Linked DNA regions of Homo sapiens: region 1 is linked to region 2. Evidence: read pairs that join two places in POLR2A ChIA-PET (ENCODE). Cell type or tissue: MCF 10A. All regions are shown on one strand. Links, peaks and the distances in the headings refer to the core of each region. The heading gives the core; the rest is flanking DNA.

Region 1 (8,357 bases), core at 31-8,030, 150 kb before region 2:
GCACAAATTCTGCAAATATCTCAAATAATGAATCATAAATATATGAATGTGAAGTTTTTTCTGTATTTAGAAAATTTTCAGGAATGTAATCTCCCAACATTGCCTTTAAATTTTCCATGGGATCCATCTGAATTTGCTTAGCAATCTCTCTCAGAGCTTCCTGGTATCATTTTTTACCCTTCTACTGCCCCCATAGCCTTTGGTTCAGAGAATAGAAGCATCTGCCTGGTGGAAACAGAGGTTCCCATGATAATTGAGCAGAAAGGGAACAGAAGTAAGAAACAGAGCATGTGCAGTTTTCTGGTGTCTGCTGGCTGATTTATTTTAGAACCTCTGCAAGTGGTCCTGTGCTTATTTTTAAGCCATTTGTACATGGATAAAATAAAAATATTCTTTAGGTTTAACATCCTAAATGGTTTCCTGTATGTTAACATAAGAGACATAGTAAAGACTACAAGTCTAAAGCTATTTTCTTGATTGTGATAATCATTTATTATAATAGCATATACAACAGATATTACTTAAATGCAATCTAAAAATTTACATTTTTCTGACAGAGTGATCATAAAATGTGCCTTGGTTAAAATAAGAAATCTTCATTCTGTGTATTTTCTTACACATGGTGCTTGAAGCAAAACAGTTAAGAAGAATCTAGACAATCCAAATGTTTGATTTTTCAAATAAATTTGCCAGGATCTTTGGGTTTAAATTTTTTTTTCTCTCACTCATGCTGAGAAAGTGCACATACATTTTGAAATTTGGTCTATTTGAGCAATACTTTTTTATCCTTTAAACTGATAATAAGCATATGGGAGTGGGATTGAATTGGAGACAAGCTTTTGATTTCTATTGAACACTCAAAAAATGTAAGGTATCAAAAAATTTTTTTAACTATCCAGTGATGGGCTAAAGTGTATCAGAAGTTTGGTAAACTGGTATATCATTCTGATATGGGGCCAGAGAAAGGAATAGATCTTAAATCGTTTGTCAAGTACATGATGTCTGTCTTTGGGGCCTTCTCATCTCCACTTCGTTGCTACTCAGGCCTCTGTTTCTTTCTCAGCCTATTTCTGCTTAAGGCATCCGAAACTTAGAGCCCATGAGATTTCCTACTGAACTCTTTCCTTCTTGCAAAAGGTTGTGTGTTTTATAGCTTGCTGTTTAGTTTAGCCTCCATCATTATACTCAGACTCTATTCAAGAAAACTGCTTTCAGCTAGCAATAAAAAAGAAATACTCAAACATATCTGAATAAAAGACCCACATGGCTCATAAAATTTAGTGTGCATTATAAGAATCACCTTGGTTACTTGCTGAAAATGCGCTTTTGAAGGCTGGTCCCAGAGTTATTTCTTGTCCATGTTTAATAAACACTCCAACAGATTCTGATGTTGGTTGAGAAACATTGTTCTAGGTTGTCTGTATATTACTAGAATTTTGGAAGGATTTAACTTAAGTCACAAGCCGACCAGAGATGAAATGTGATACTATGTATCACAGAGATGTTTGTGAAACTATGAGTGTCACATACATGAAAAAACAAAATACATAATAACATAATACATAACACATAATAAAATTATATGTGTTTTTACTCTGTAGCTTCTTCTCACTCTCTAGTGTGGGGGGGCCTATTATCTGTAAAATAATTCTGTGTTACTTTTCCCATATGAAGTTTCCCACATCATAATTCACTTTGGAATACTTAGGGTCCATGTGTAAACAAACAAACAAACAAAACAGGGTCACAATAGAGAAAAATTGAACAAAATAAACTGCCAAAATTATACATTTTATTGAGTAACAGAAAGTTTTGGATTTACTTCTTTTTTTTATCATACTTTAAGTTTTAGGGTACATGTGCACAATGTGCAGGTTAGTTACATATGTATACATGTGCCATGCTGGTGCGCTGCACCCACTAACTCGTCATCTAGCATTAGGTATATCTCCCAATGCTATCCCTCCTCCCTCCCCCACCCCACAACAGTCCCCAGAGTGTGATGTTCCCCTTCCTGTGTCCATGTGTTCTCATTGTTCAATTCCCACCTATGAGTGAGACTATGCGGTGTTTGGTTTTTTGTTCTTGCGATAGTTTACTGAAAATGATGATTTCCAATTTCATCCATGTTCCTACAAAGGACGTGAACTCTTCATTTTTTATGGCTGCATAGTATTCCATGGTGTATATGTGCCACATTTTCTTAATCCAGTCTATCATTGTTGGACATTTGGGTTGGTTCCAAGTGTTTGCAATTGTGAATAGTGCTGCAATAAACATACGTGTGCATGTGTCTTTATAGCAGCATGATTTATAGTCCTTTGGGTATATATGCAGTAATGGGATGGCTGGGTCAAATGGTATTTCTAGTTCTAGATCCCTGAGGAATCGCCACACTGACTTCCACAATGGTTGAACTAGTTTACAGTCCCACCAACAGTGTAAAAGTGTTCCTATTTCTCCACATCCTCTCCAGCACCTGTTGTTTCCTGACTTTTTAATGATTGCCATTCTAACTGGTGTGAGATGATATCTCATTGTGGTTTTGATTTGCATTTCTCTGATGGCCAGTGATGAGCATTTTTTCATGTGTTTTTTGGCTGCATAAAAGTCTTCTTTTGAGAAGTGTCTGTTCATGTCCTTCACCCACTTTTTGATGGGGTTGTTTGTTTTTTTCTTGTAAATTTGTTTGAGTTCATTGTAGATTCTGGATTTAAGATTCACTTGTTAAATTCAAAGAGAAATTTTGTTTTATCAGAATATAGCAGGTAAAGGAATACTTTAAAGAACTATAAAAACAGATCTCCCTTTACCTACTCAGCACAGAAGTACAATACAAAGAAATGTTTTTTTTACTATTTTTATTTTTTAGTTATTATTATTTTCTTAAATTCTCCCTCACATCATCATTTTATGCTTATAATGTTCTACTTATTTAATGAGTAGCACCATAAAATTTCTTAAAATTTCTATTACTCAATATATGGCTTTAGACACTTTGAAATGCTAAATCTGTGGGCCCACTATAGACGTACCAGATCAGAATTGCATTTTAGACTATCCCTAGCTGATTTATATCTGAAATAGTTTTTTTCTGGATGTTACCATACTGGAGTTTGTTTCTAATCTATAATTTTATGAAATGATTGATTCTTACTAACAATTTTCTAAAAGAAGATGTATTGCTTTTTTTCAAATTATAAATTTTCCATTTAAAAAATAAAAAATACAGAAAAATATAAATAAGGAAACTCACTCAAAAATATTATTGATGTGATAATTTTAGACATTTCTACATTTATATGTAGATATAATGGATGGATGATGAATGGACAGATGAATGGACAGTGAAAGGGTAAGAAAGAATTTTACTGAAATGAAATCATCCCATACAAAATTTTTTAAAATGAAAGATATTATTTAAGTTGATAGAAACAAACTTAAGTGAAATTGAAAGTATTGTTGAACTTGAAGTAAATGTTTCTTTACAAGAAGAGCTATTAGATTTTACAAGTCATCTATAATGAGAACATTGTGAAATTAAATGTTTCAACTTTAGACATCCATCGTCTGTCCAGTGAAGGATGAGAAAGTAAGTGTCCACACTGCCTCACACCTCCACCTCCCAATTTTTTTTTAAATAATGGCAAGGTTTTTAATATTCACATTTGATTCCAAAATCATAATTTCAAAAGTCGTTTGAGTTTATTCCTATTTAGGGGTATAATTGTCTCACTAATAGTACTTAGCAACAGTATCTCCCACCCTGAGCATCCTGAGTTTTTAATTTTGACACACTTCTTAAATTCAAATATTTAATTACATATTTTTATTCTCTCCACAAGGAAGTGTGATGAGTACTCTTTAACTTCTTGCATGCTTATGAAAATACGTTGTCTTTTTACTAGAAGGCTAAATCCCATGGGTATATAGCTCTTTTGTTACTCTATGTTGCATAATCCTGTAGATAATTCTTGTATTTTCAGGCATTGATTTTTTTTTCCATGGAAAAATCTCAGATTACTCTAATTTACATATGCTGTCCTTGTACCTTACCAAATATTTATTACATTCTTTTTCTATGCAGTTTAGTACCTTTACCAGAATATGTGTTAGTTTTGCAATCAATGTTCCATGACGTACATTGTGCCTTAAGTTGCTGATGATTCAAGTTTTCTTGATTTCAGTCCAATTTTCTTCAATAATATCTTCAATGATTTTTTTGACTTTCTGATTTTACTTGTTCTTTTTTTAAGGGAAGTTTATTTATCTGTGTGTGTAGATTTTTTCTTGACTTCTGTTTCACCACAGTAGAATAGGTTTTGTAACAACTGGGAGATTTCATCACTCATTAGAATCTGATGCTTAGGTTTTTCCTTTTATACTACTGTTGCTTTTGAGGAATTAACACTAATCTTCTGTTTACAAGACTAAGGCATGTTCTGAGCTGTGATCTCAGGTGCCACAGGGTATAAGCAGAGGTGACTTAGAAAGCACTCAGTGTTATGGGAAGGTGTCCATCTGTTGATAATATAAATGTCAAATTGCTGGCTGCTATCACTAGGAGGCCCATATGCTGCAAAGATAAGAAGAGTAGCTAATTACACTCCATCTTTCAGAAGATATATAGTTTCCACTGTGCTAGAGACAAATGATGTAACACCAAATGTATGCGTGACAAAAGACAAAAATAGATACATTTGGCTTCTTTAAAATTGAAAACTTTTGTGCTTCAAAGTACATCATCAAGAAATTATAAAGATAATTCACAGAATAGAAGAATAATATTTAGCATGGGATGGAATAGACAAACGTTGTTGAGGATTTGAATAAGTTACAACTCTCATAAAATTGTTTGGTGCAAATATAAACTGATGAAGCTGCTTTGGAAAGTGATCTGGCAATTCTCAAAGGTTATACATAGATTTACTATATGGCCCAGAATACTATTGGTTATATACTCAAGAGAAATGGAAACATACATTCACAGAAGGCTTGTACGTTAATATTTACAGCAGTGTTACCCATAATAGCCCAAAAGTAGAAATGTGGTATATCCGTACAAAGGAATATTATTCAGTAATAAAAATAAATCAAGTATGATACAAGGTACAATATGGATGAAGTTTGAAAACATTAGGCTCAATGAGAAGAGTCAGACATAAAAAGATAATATATTGTACAATTTCATTTACATGAAATATTTAGAATAGGCTAATCTATGAAAACACAAATTATATTAATAGTTGCTGGAGCTGGGGGGGTGGGTGGGATGGAGAGCTCACTGGGCAAATGGGTGCACCATTTCTTTTGGGGTGCTGAAAATATCCTAAAATTTGCTTTGGTGATGATTGCATGACTCTGTTAATGCACTGAAACATATTGAATTATTCACTTTCAATAGGTAAATTGTATGCTATATAAATTATACGGCAAAAAATCTATTAAAGGAAAAGACCAAGTGGAGCACTGTTTGGGGACTTGCTTGCAGGTTCCTATTTGGACTTGCTTAGCAACCTCTCCAGCCTGATCCTGTTTCCTCAAGGTCATGTCTTCTGCTCAGTCTCCCCTAAACTATTGGTATGTCCCTGTGAATGCACTTTCTCTTTTTCTCTACACTGGTGATCTACTTCATGGTGGTGATGAAGAAAGGAGCTAAGCAAACAAAGGTGGTCTTATTCTTCCCTTATTCTCTTTTTAATTTTATAATTATGTTATAACTATATCCTGCTTACCTCTTATGGAAATATAAATCTGAACCTGGACAATTTTAAAATGTTGGCGGGATTAGACCTGTGGGGAAACTCTCATAATTTATAGCAATTATGAGAGGTTCCACTAGTAACTTTTAGCATGTATGAAGAAACTATAAATATATTTGAATCAAATTGAGTATTATCCAAATATTAAGCTTTTGAAAGGTCCACTGGGCTAGGATTTTTAAAAAATATTTTGCTAAGAATGAGGATTAATGTTTTTTCCCCCTTTTTTCCTGTCCAGAAAAACATTTCATAAACATTAGTTTTAAATCCAAACTTTTTATTTTTGTGAAAGCAGTCATTATTTCAAAGTTTTTCTCAACTGCTCACATCCTGAGTAAAATCACATTGCTTAGTCTCACAGGAGACATCATTTGTACTATAAAACAAATGTGATCATGTATAACAAGACATGAAAGTGCAAGCTCGTCAATGTGCCTTTGTGCTGCTCAGGGCATTCTTTTTCCAGTGAACTTTATGTCTGAAAACAAATTAGGATGAAAAGCCTGCTTAGTGAGAATATGGAATCATACCAAAGAAAGTCACCAAACCATCCAAGCATTTCTAACATCCAGCAACTCAATTTCAAATCAATTTGTTTCCAGTTTCCAAGTCTAAATTTTCCCATATTGCCCTTTCATCCTTCTAAATGCAATCCCATTTACGAGTAAAACAACTCCTGTTTTCAGAAGAGCATTATTAGAAGTTGAAGTATATATTATTATTTTAAAAATATTTATTTTTGAATAGGTAATACAGTCATGTGGTTTAAAATTTTAAGACTAGTGTAAACAAGAATAGAGTAAACATTCGTTTGTATCTCTGGCTTCTTCCAGTTTACATTTCTAAAGACCATCAATTTAGGTGGGTTTTCTTTTTCCAATATATGCCTCAAAACATATTCTATACATCTATAATTAAATATATATATTTCTTTTTACAAATGATGGTGGCTATATAGTCTGTTTTGTATATTTCTTTTTTCACTTTTCAGGAAGTCATAGAGATATGTCTACAATAGTGCATCAAGTTTTCTTGTGATTTTAAAATTTGTGATGTGATCTTTTGCATGTGAATGCCATAACTTATTGTTATAGTGACCTTTCATGGATATTTAGGTTGCTTTGGAGAGTTACTTCAGTTGTTGCTGTGCGTGAGTGATTTGTTCCTTTTTATCACTGAGTGGTATCCCATGGTGCAGATGTACTATAGTTTAACTAGTCACCCACGGAAGCAAACCTGGGCTGTTTCCAGTTTTGAGCTATTACAAAGCTGCTATGAACATTTATGTGCAGGTTTTTTGTGTAAATACACAATTATATTTCTGTGGCATAAATGCCTGAGTACGACTGCTGGATTATGTGGCAGTTCCATGTTTTAATTTAAGAAGCAGACAAACTGTTTTTTCCAGCGTGGCTGTACCACCTACATTCTAATCAACAATGTATAAGGGATCCAGGTTTTCTATATCCTCACAGCATATAGGGTTGTCATTATTTTTTATTTTGGCCATCTGATAAGTGTGTAATGTGTTTAATTTTTAAAACATGAAATATTACATACCTTATTCATTAAGGACCATCCAGAAAATTATAGAAAATTATCGTGGACATCCATTTTCCGAACACAGTATGATTCTTCAAAGATAAAAATCAGAGTTACAGATTATACTTTATGACTTTTTAATTAAGTTTGGTTTTGTCTGGACTTATTTTATTTCCCAAGATTTTCTTTTCCTCTACATCTACTTTCACAGATTTGAGAGTAATAAGATGGAAGTAACTGTGATTTATTGCTACCCACTCTGACAAAATTTATGTTTCTATTGTTATATAGCAAGAGACTTCAGATTAATAATACTTCATGAGATGTACACAAGACATTTTACTGAGATTAAACTTTAGTATTCTGATTTTAGAATCCTCACAACTGCAGTGTGTTAAAATGTTAATTCTCTAAGATATTGCTGAAAGACAGATGGGATAATTATCTTCATATCAAATTTAATTGTTTGAAAGCTACAAATTAAATCATGAGCAAAATTTCTCATGCATAAAGCTTAACTCTAGTAAATTCTGTTTAAGAATTATAGCTCAATAGCTTTCAAGACTACCACAACTATATTTTAAATTAATATTTTGCTTATACATTTGCTAAATAATTCATAATTTATAACTATATAAAATGTCTCACCATATTTATTTATGTTGCTAACACTACTCTGAACGTGTTTTATTCCTTAATGTTCCACCAGCGTTTTCTGTAGTTGACTTGTATCCTTCAGAATTCTGTATCTTGGTCATTTTCTCAGTAAGAGAGTTGACTGAATTAAATCCTCCTTTTTTATATTTCCTTCACTCTTATTTCATAACACATAGACTGACAGTTCTTCAATACTGATCATCCTTTAACAGAACCACTTGTTTCTTGTCTTCCTGAGGAGGAGCAGGTATCTTATTTATTGCCATTTTCCCATAGTCAAGTTTGGCACCTTACCCCTAATAGGCATTCAATAAATCTATGTATTTTTATTGATTGGTTGAAAAATGAAATAATGGACCTAAAAACACCTCCCAAGCTCCCCAATCCATTTATATG
Region 2 (8,357 bases), core at 41-8,040:
ATATGCAAATGAATGCTAGGTTCTGGGGATAAGCTAGGGTGAGCAAAATGTAGACATGGCCCTTGCCTTCATCAAGCTTATAGTTTAGGGAGGACCAACTTTTAAAAATGCTAAAAATTAGATGGGGTTAATTGTTCACAGAATACAATGGGATCAAGTAGCATCATCTATCCTAATTTACCAGTAGTCAGAAGAAAAGGCTTCCTAGATAAGTGACTTTTTAGCAGGGATGAGAGGCATGAATAGGGCTGAGCCCATAAAGAATGTTCTTGGCAAATGGTCCTAGGTGGGAAATGCTGGTTATGAGTGGAGAATGTGCATTATCGCTAGAGAGAAGAATGCAAAGACTGAGGAAATAGTTTGGGAAACGTTTAATAAAGGTTGTCGTAAGCCTTGTTAAGAAGTTTGAATTTGATGCCAAAAGAAACGAAACCACTGTAGGATTTTAAGTAGCCACGTACAACAATAAGAATTTTAGTTGGAAAAAACTGCATCTGATAAGATTACAGAATTAGTGAAAAAAATGTTATAAAGCTTGAGATAGGCTGACTGGGGAGCTGTTGCCCTTACTCCAAGCCAGAAGTGACAAGTTTTTAGATTAGGCTGTGGCACTGGTGCTGGAGAAAAGTGGAAGCTATTAGAGCAGTCTTTAGAGGCATAATCAACAAGATTTGAGAACTCACTAAATGCAAGGTAAGTGAGACAGAGAAGCTGAAGATTTAGTATCTATTAGTATTTTCTTTTGGGAAAAGGGAGGACTACCAGTAGCAAGATGAGTTCAGTTTGGGATAAGAATGTCAAAGGGTAACCAAGTGCATGGTGTCAGATAAGCCAAACGAGGATGTTTTAGGGAGCCAGTGGTCTACAAGTCAACTGTTGCCAAGGGTTAAGATAAATAAGAAAAGTAAGTTGCACACATCCATTATACAATAACCAAAACTTCTGTAAGAAGAATCAGATCCGTAGTAACTTCCCTTTACTCATGCATTTTTGTAACCTCTGAAGTGAAGATTAGAGCCCAAGGTTTGTGACTCTACAGATCATGCTTTTCTCACTTACTTTTTAAAAAAATAAACTAGACTTTTTGTTGTTATTGTTAAGCCATTTTAGGTTTACAGAGAGAATGGAACAAAAAATATAGAGAATGTCCATATCTCACCCCCTACACTCCTCTCCCCCTACACCCCATTTTCCTATTTTTAACATCTTCCATTATTGTGATACATTTGTTGAAACTGATGAACCAATATTGATAAATTATTTAACTAAAACCCATAGTTTACATTAGGGTTCACTCTTTATATTGTATATTCTGTGGGTTTTGATAAATGTAATATGACATGCATTCACCATTACAATATCATAAGGAATAGTTTTAGGGTCTTAAAAATATTATCTGCTCTACCTATACATCCTTCTGTCCTTTCTTTTCCCCAACCTGGCAACCACTGACCTCTGTACTATCTCCATAATTTTGCATTTCTACAATGACATATAGTTGTAATCATGCAGTATGTAGCCTTTTCAGATTCACTTAGCAATATGCATTTGAGGTTTTGCATGTCTTTTCTTGGATTGATAGTGCATTTCTTTGCATTGCCAAATATTCCATTGTATGGATGTGGCACGGTTTATCCATTCATCTATTGAAGTATATCTTGGTTACCTCCAAGTGTTTGTAATTATAAATTAAGTTGTTTTAAGCACATACATGCATGTTTTTGTGGAGACCTACATTTTCTGTTCACTTAGGTAAATACTAAGGAGCCCAATTGCTGGATTATTTGGTTAGGGTATACTTAGTTTTGTAAGAAATTGTCAAAATGTATTCCAAATTTGATGTATCATTTTGCATTCCCTCCCAGCAATGAATGCAACTTCCTGTTGATCTGTGTCCTCTCTAGTATTTGGTGTTTTCAGCACTTTAGATTTTAGCTATTATGAAAAGTGTTTAGTGATGTCTTACTGTTTTAATTTGCAACTCTCTAATGACATGAGTTAACTATCTTTTCATTCTTCTAATCTGTATACGTTCTTTGGTCAGATGTTTGTTTTGATCTCTGGCCCAATTTTAAATAGAGTTGTTTGTTTTCTTGCTATCTACATCTTTGTGTTTCAACATGTTTAGTCCATTGGCATTTAATGTCATTATTAATATGGTTAGATATAGCTCTATCTAAATTGTTTTGTTTGTTTCCTCTAATTTTGGTTCCTCTGTTTTTCCTTTCCCACATTTTTTATTATTTGATTTTGTAAAGCACTGAATGTAATATACCTATTGGCTTTTTAGATGTGCCTTTTGAATTTTTTTTGTGAGTGCTGTAGGGATTACAATACACATTCTTACTGCTTCATAGTGAGCTTTATATCATTGTTATACCACTTGTTAAAATTATAAACTTGCATTTATTCCTTTTCTACTGTCTCTTATGTTATTGTTGTTAGATATAATAATTTATCCATAGATTAGAAACTACACTAAACAATATTATAAATTGTGCTTTATTCAGATTATATATTTTATAGAAGTTAAGAGGAAATGGATTTTTATAGTCATTAAAACATTAAACATTTGTTACTCTTGTTTTATTTCTGAAGTTCTTTCTCCCTGGTATCATTTTTCTTGAGTTTATATAGTTTTCTTAAACTTTTCTTGTAGTATGATTCCAATGGGAGTACATTTCCTTATTTTAGAATAAGGAAAGTACATTTCTTTATTTTAAAAAGTCCTTTATTTCACCTTCCTCTTTGAGGGAGTTTTTGCTAGATGTAAAGTTCTGGTTTCATAGTTTTTTTCCTTCATTCTAAACTTTAGAATTTTTTCCAGGGTTTTCTGGCTTTCAGGATTTTTGATGAGAGTCCTTGGCCATATGACTCTTTCTTTGGGTGCTGTCAAGATTTTGTCTTTATTTTTGTTTTTTAACAGTTTGAATACAATGTGGCTAGGCATGGTTATCTTTTTGTTTATATAGTTTAGATTTTGCTAATTTTCTTGAACTTATAAGTGTATGTCTTCTACAAAATTAAAAAGTTTCTAGTCATTATTTCTTAAAATCATTTTCTGCTAGTTTTTCTCATTTGTTTTCTTTTTGGGAATTCAATTATATTATGTAAGACCTTTTTACCGTGTTACACAAGTTCCTGAACTCTGTTCCCTTTTCCTTACCTTTTCTCTTTGTTTTTCAAATTGGGTAAATTCTATTGATCTATGTTCAAGTTCACTGACTCCTTTCTTCTGTCATTCCCAATCTGTTTCAAAGCCCATATAGTGAATGTGTTTCTTCATAAACTTCAGCTTTTTAATCTAAAAATACTTTATATTACTCTGCTGAAATTTTCTTTTTTTTATTACAAACATGTTTTTCATTACATTACTGATCATAGTTCTAGTAGCAGCTTTAAGTCCTTCTCTGCTAATTCTAACATCTCAGACTGTCTAGTAGCTACCATCTATTGGTTATCATTTTGTTTGTTTCCCATGCAAATAAGTCACATTTTTCTGGAAATTCATAAATTGAATAATACTGCATCGTATTTTGGATATTGTGTTATGTTGCGGAGGCTTGGATTCTCCTGTATTCTTCCAAATAATGTTAGTGCTCTCATTTTAGCAGAGGCTAAGTTGCTTAAACTCAAAATAAAGCAAACTCCATCACCATTGAGGTTGGTAGTGCTTCACAAATGTCAGCTCAGATTGTTTTTATGCTTCGCCATGGATTCTTGGTTCAGAGGTCAGCCAAAGATGTTTACACTCATTCACAGAATTTGTGGTTTCTCTTTGTTGCCTCTCCCTTTTCCTGTGTCTGGTGGCTCTGGTTGTTCCAGGCTCCATTCGCTTGTTGTTCTGGCAGGTTTTCTGTGGAGTCTTAGCCAACTTGTGCTGTTGTGGTAACCACAGCTGCCCTCAGGTCACAGCAGCAAAAACAGGGAAATTATAACATGCAAGATACTTCCTCCAAGTTTTAATTTTCCTCTAAAATCTGCCTACTTTAGTTCGTTTACTAGGGCCTTTGTATGCTTGTTCTATAGATTTTTTAATAGTTGTCATATGCAAGGACAATTTATTAGGAGCTTATTCTTTCATATTGATAGACGTCCTGGCCTCTTCTATTTCTTCTTTTATTATTAATGTTACATTTCTTGCTGGTGTCAGCAGATAAGTCTCACTTTAAATTTTTCCTAAGAAATTCATTTTTGTTCTTTATCTTTTATCCTTAATGATATTACTTCACTATTACTAAGATGATACACATAATAAGAAAAACAACTTATGTTTTTTCGATAACTGACTGCCAACCTCTATTAAAAGGTGTATGTGTGTTGTCTATTTCACCTTAGAAATCCTGTAAGATACAGAATATCTGCATTTTACTAATGAGGAAATTTAACTTGTCCAAGTCTAATTAGATACTGAGGGATAAAGCAGGATTAAAACCCCTAGAATGGCCCATTATCTTCAACACAACACTAAACATAATGAAATAAAATAAAATAAAAATTATAACTTGGCATCCTTTTACTTATATAGTGGTTTACTTTCTATTTTTTCCCTTTCCTTTAAAATTGTGTACTTCTAGTGAAAGAGAAATGACAGTAATCCTCCATTAAGTTATCTATAACCCTCAAACCTCAGATTTAAAAGCATGTAAAATTGATTAACAAGTATTCACTTGATGAATCTTAGTAGAATTATTGGGCTCATTCTGATATTTGAATATTTGCCTGTAAGGAACATATGGTACATGTAAACCATGCTGGACTACTATTCATCAACTTTCTTGTAACTTAAAGTTACTATCTTGTTTTGAGTTGCTATAACAAAATAGCATAGACTGGGTGGATTATAGACAACAGAAATGTATTGCTCACAATTCTGGAGGCTGCAAAGTCCAAAATCAAGGAGCCAGCTGACTCAATGTCTGATAAAGACTGGCTTCCTGGTTCCTAGATTGTTGTCTTCTTGCAACATCCTTACATGGCTGAAGAAGCGAGGGAGCTCTCTCTCAGGTGTCTTTTATATGGGTATTAATCCCATTCATGATGACTGCCCTCACGATGAGGCCTACCAGAGGCCTCATCTCCTACTACCTTCACAATGCAGGGTAGGATTTCAACATGTAAATTTGGGGAGGACATGATCATTCTGTCTATAGCAGTTTCCAACCATAAATAACAACTTCTTCTATCTGCATTTGGATAAACAGTCCCTCGTGTCTATCTGTATTTTGGATCTTCCTTTCCTTTCACTAATAGTGCTGTCAAATAGAACTTTCTGTGATGGTGAAAAATTTCTATACCTCCACTTTCTAATATGGTAGCCACTAGCCATGTGCAACTATGAGCACTTGAAATGTGGCTAGTGTGATTGAGTAATTACATTCTTAACTTTGTTTAAGTTTAGTTACTTCAAATTTAAATAGAATTATGTGGCTGGTGACTGTTAAATGGACAGTGCTACCCTAGAGCACCTTTGTGCTTCCTTTCCAAAAATGTATTAGCTAACTGTGTGGTTCATTTATCTAATAATCTTCCTTGATTTTTTCAATTCATTGAATTTATGGGGTGACTACTATGTAAAGGAGTTCGTGTTAAGCATGGTTTTGATTCCTTTTCTTACTTTAAGTGTCTTTTTAAAAACTTTTTTTGATGTATTTTATTATATCTAAGAGTTTTTTATGTCTTCAAACATACCACACAGGTACACACACAGACACACACACACACACATACACACAGGTCAAAATTATTTTACCTTTACTATTATATAAAAAAGTAATTTTCTAAGCATGTTATTATTATATGTACATTTTTGATTTCTCCTTGGAAATTCCTATTACAAACTATTAGTTTTGCTACATGTCTGAAAGCTTCTGACTGCAGAAATTTTCTAGGAAAATTATTTTTAAGTCTGTCTAGCTATTTTTTCTCTTAATCTTTTCTAATATTCTAAGTGCTAGTAATTAGCTATGATTGAATTAGCTATTACTACCTTCTTCTATGGAAATAATAGGTATCCTTAACAAGTCCTCAGAGTAATTTTTATGTTTAAGTTTTAACTATGGATGTGACCAAGCAAACTGATTGCTTACTTTTACTTTATATGTTATAAACATTGTAACTTATGCTATGATGTTTTTATTTTGATCACTTCAGGATCACCAAACAATTTTGAGAGCATGGGCTGTGAAAGATTTTGCTCCAAATTGTCCTTTGTATGTCCAGATATTAAAGCCTGAAAATAAATTTCACATCAAATTTGCTGGTAAGTTTTTATCTTGCATGAGATCCATTGAATTTCCTGAAACTCCTATAGTGGCTTAAGGGTTAAGTCTCTGAACTAAGTGGCAACTTAAAGTATTCAAGATTCTAAAGAACTGAAAATGATTATTAAAACTAATTTACTTGATACGAGAGGATTTATCCACTTTAATATGTGACAAGATAATACTTTTGCTTGAGTCTTAATTTTTTTATATAACTTGGTGATTTTAGTACCTTAACATAATGGATGCCTTAATAAGCCTAAATATATTAGCAGTAGTAGATTTATGCATAATATAGACACAAATTTCAAGTGCCATATCTACTCATTTATACATAGGTTTACACATAGATGGGTGATATTTGGCTATAGATAATTGTTTAATACACACATAGGCTTACCATGCAATAGACTAATACATTGAAATGTATTCAGGTATATGTAAATAGAGTTAATTTAGGGAATAGACTTTGAAAAGAATTCAAGAAAAAGATGCATGTGAACTTTTTTGAAGGTACTGCTTTAAAAATGACAGATCACATGAGATTATACTTTGAATTGCTAGAAAATTGAACAGCAAAATTGTACTTGCTTTTTTTTTCTTAAATGCTTCTGTAAAAAAAACCGCTAATGTTGATTTAAGCAGTAATTCAAGTGCACGTTTTCCCCACAATCACAAATATCCCATGTTTTACATTATATTCTATCTTAAAAGTTTAAAGCTCCAAAAGTCATTAAAATGTAATACATTTTAGCAATGTGTCAGCAAAACGTATTTCCTTCAGAAAATGTGTTTACATATCTTAAAATTCTTACCTGTTAGTGTATGATTTTGAAATGAAAAATTGTAAATACTAGGGAATTTTGATGCAATGATAAGAAAATTATGAAATGGTTGCTATTCAGTTTGCTCTAGCCTTCCCCAAATTTATGTCATCACTTTTTTTCCTAACAATGTATAGCAAACAATTTAAAGTAATAGCTTCCAACTCTGGTTGCACATTAGTATGTTTTTGGAAGAATTTCTAAAGTACTGATCATAGAGATTCTGATTTATACAGTATGATAGGTGCTAGGGCCTCTCTAAGACTATTTCTTAACTGAAATTTAAAAATAACAGTGCCTCTTTTGTAGAAGGCTTTGTGAAATTAAATGGAAAAATATATGTGAAGTACTCCATCTACAACCTGTTACGTATATCATTAGCATTCATCAAATGCCAACTTTTTATTAAAAAGACCTTTGTAACTAGGCTATCTTATTTTTATTATTATTTAAGAAAAGAAATATTTTTGAAAAATTTTAAATATATATGGTGATGACTTGCTATGACAAAATTTTTGAATGGCAGTAATGACATTAACACTAAGTAAACTCTTAAAATGATGACTTTAAATTTGAGTGCCACCACTTAAGACAGGTAGGCAGATTACTATTTTGAGCCTTATTTCCTGTCTACTAAAAGGCCATACAGATTATGTCTCTGTTTTATCAGGGTTAATAGTAAGGATTTAATAAATAATGTCTGAAACATATTAAGTGTTCTATGAATGGATATTGTATCAAGACCTTAAAACAATATGTATTTTCGAAAGACAATTTGTGATTTTGAGTGTATTTTAACTAAAATTCAGAGCAGGCTTCAGTTCTTTCTCCCTTTAGCACGCCGTTGGTATGCTTCCATCGAGAGATCAAATTTGCTGAAAAAGTCTACTGCTAAAAAAAAATACGGACTATTTGTATTAATCTATTTTCTGATTCTCATTTTGTCATTATTTTAATAATACCTTCAAAATGAATAGATTATTTACAAATTCTATCCCAACCATTTATCTCAATATTTCTCATTTTGACACCTGATGAAATTCTTTTTATTAGTGCCTACATTCTTTTATGACTGAGATTACATTTCAGAGGATCTCTTTTTACATTGTGTAAAGATGAAGGCATCCTAGTTTCATTAAAATGCCACAAAAAGAGTTTGGAGTGCTGTATGAAGCTCTCAAAACAATACCATATATTTTATATCTCAGCATGAAGTTAAAAAATTATGGACTTTTCCTTTCAAAAGGCAGTGCATCAAGCTGTCACTTAG

What was found. ChIA-PET counts read pairs that join two places held together with the same protein. Peaks named below come from ENCODE experiments on the same cell type or tissue, not always from the same donor. Only the 100,000 strongest peaks of a DNase experiment are listed, where the experiment ranks them.
Region 1: POLR2A ChIA-PET joins it to region 2 with 7 read pairs; 2 of 35 experiments call an interaction of 5 or more read pairs at or near these places.

Annotation. Positions count from the first base shown.
Region 1 is chr1:196,542,631-196,550,987 of GRCh38, reverse strand. The region is part of intron 1 of KCNT2 (potassium sodium-activated channel subfamily T member 2); the gene reads left to right. Among named protein-coding and RNA genes, the nearest start is that of MIR4735, 36 kb to the left of the region's middle. In MCF 10A, for the core only: no CTCF peak of the experiment used is centred there; a DNase peak (open chromatin) is centred at 4,127.
Region 2 is chr1:196,396,468-196,404,824 of GRCh38, reverse strand. It overlaps KCNT2 (potassium sodium-activated channel subfamily T member 2), which reads left to right. Exons shown (of 28, transcript NM_198503.5): 13 at 6,154-6,262. Among named protein-coding and RNA genes, the nearest start is that of MIR4735, 180 kb to the left of the region's middle. In MCF 10A, for the core only: no CTCF peak of the experiment used is centred there; a DNase peak (open chromatin) is centred at 3,824.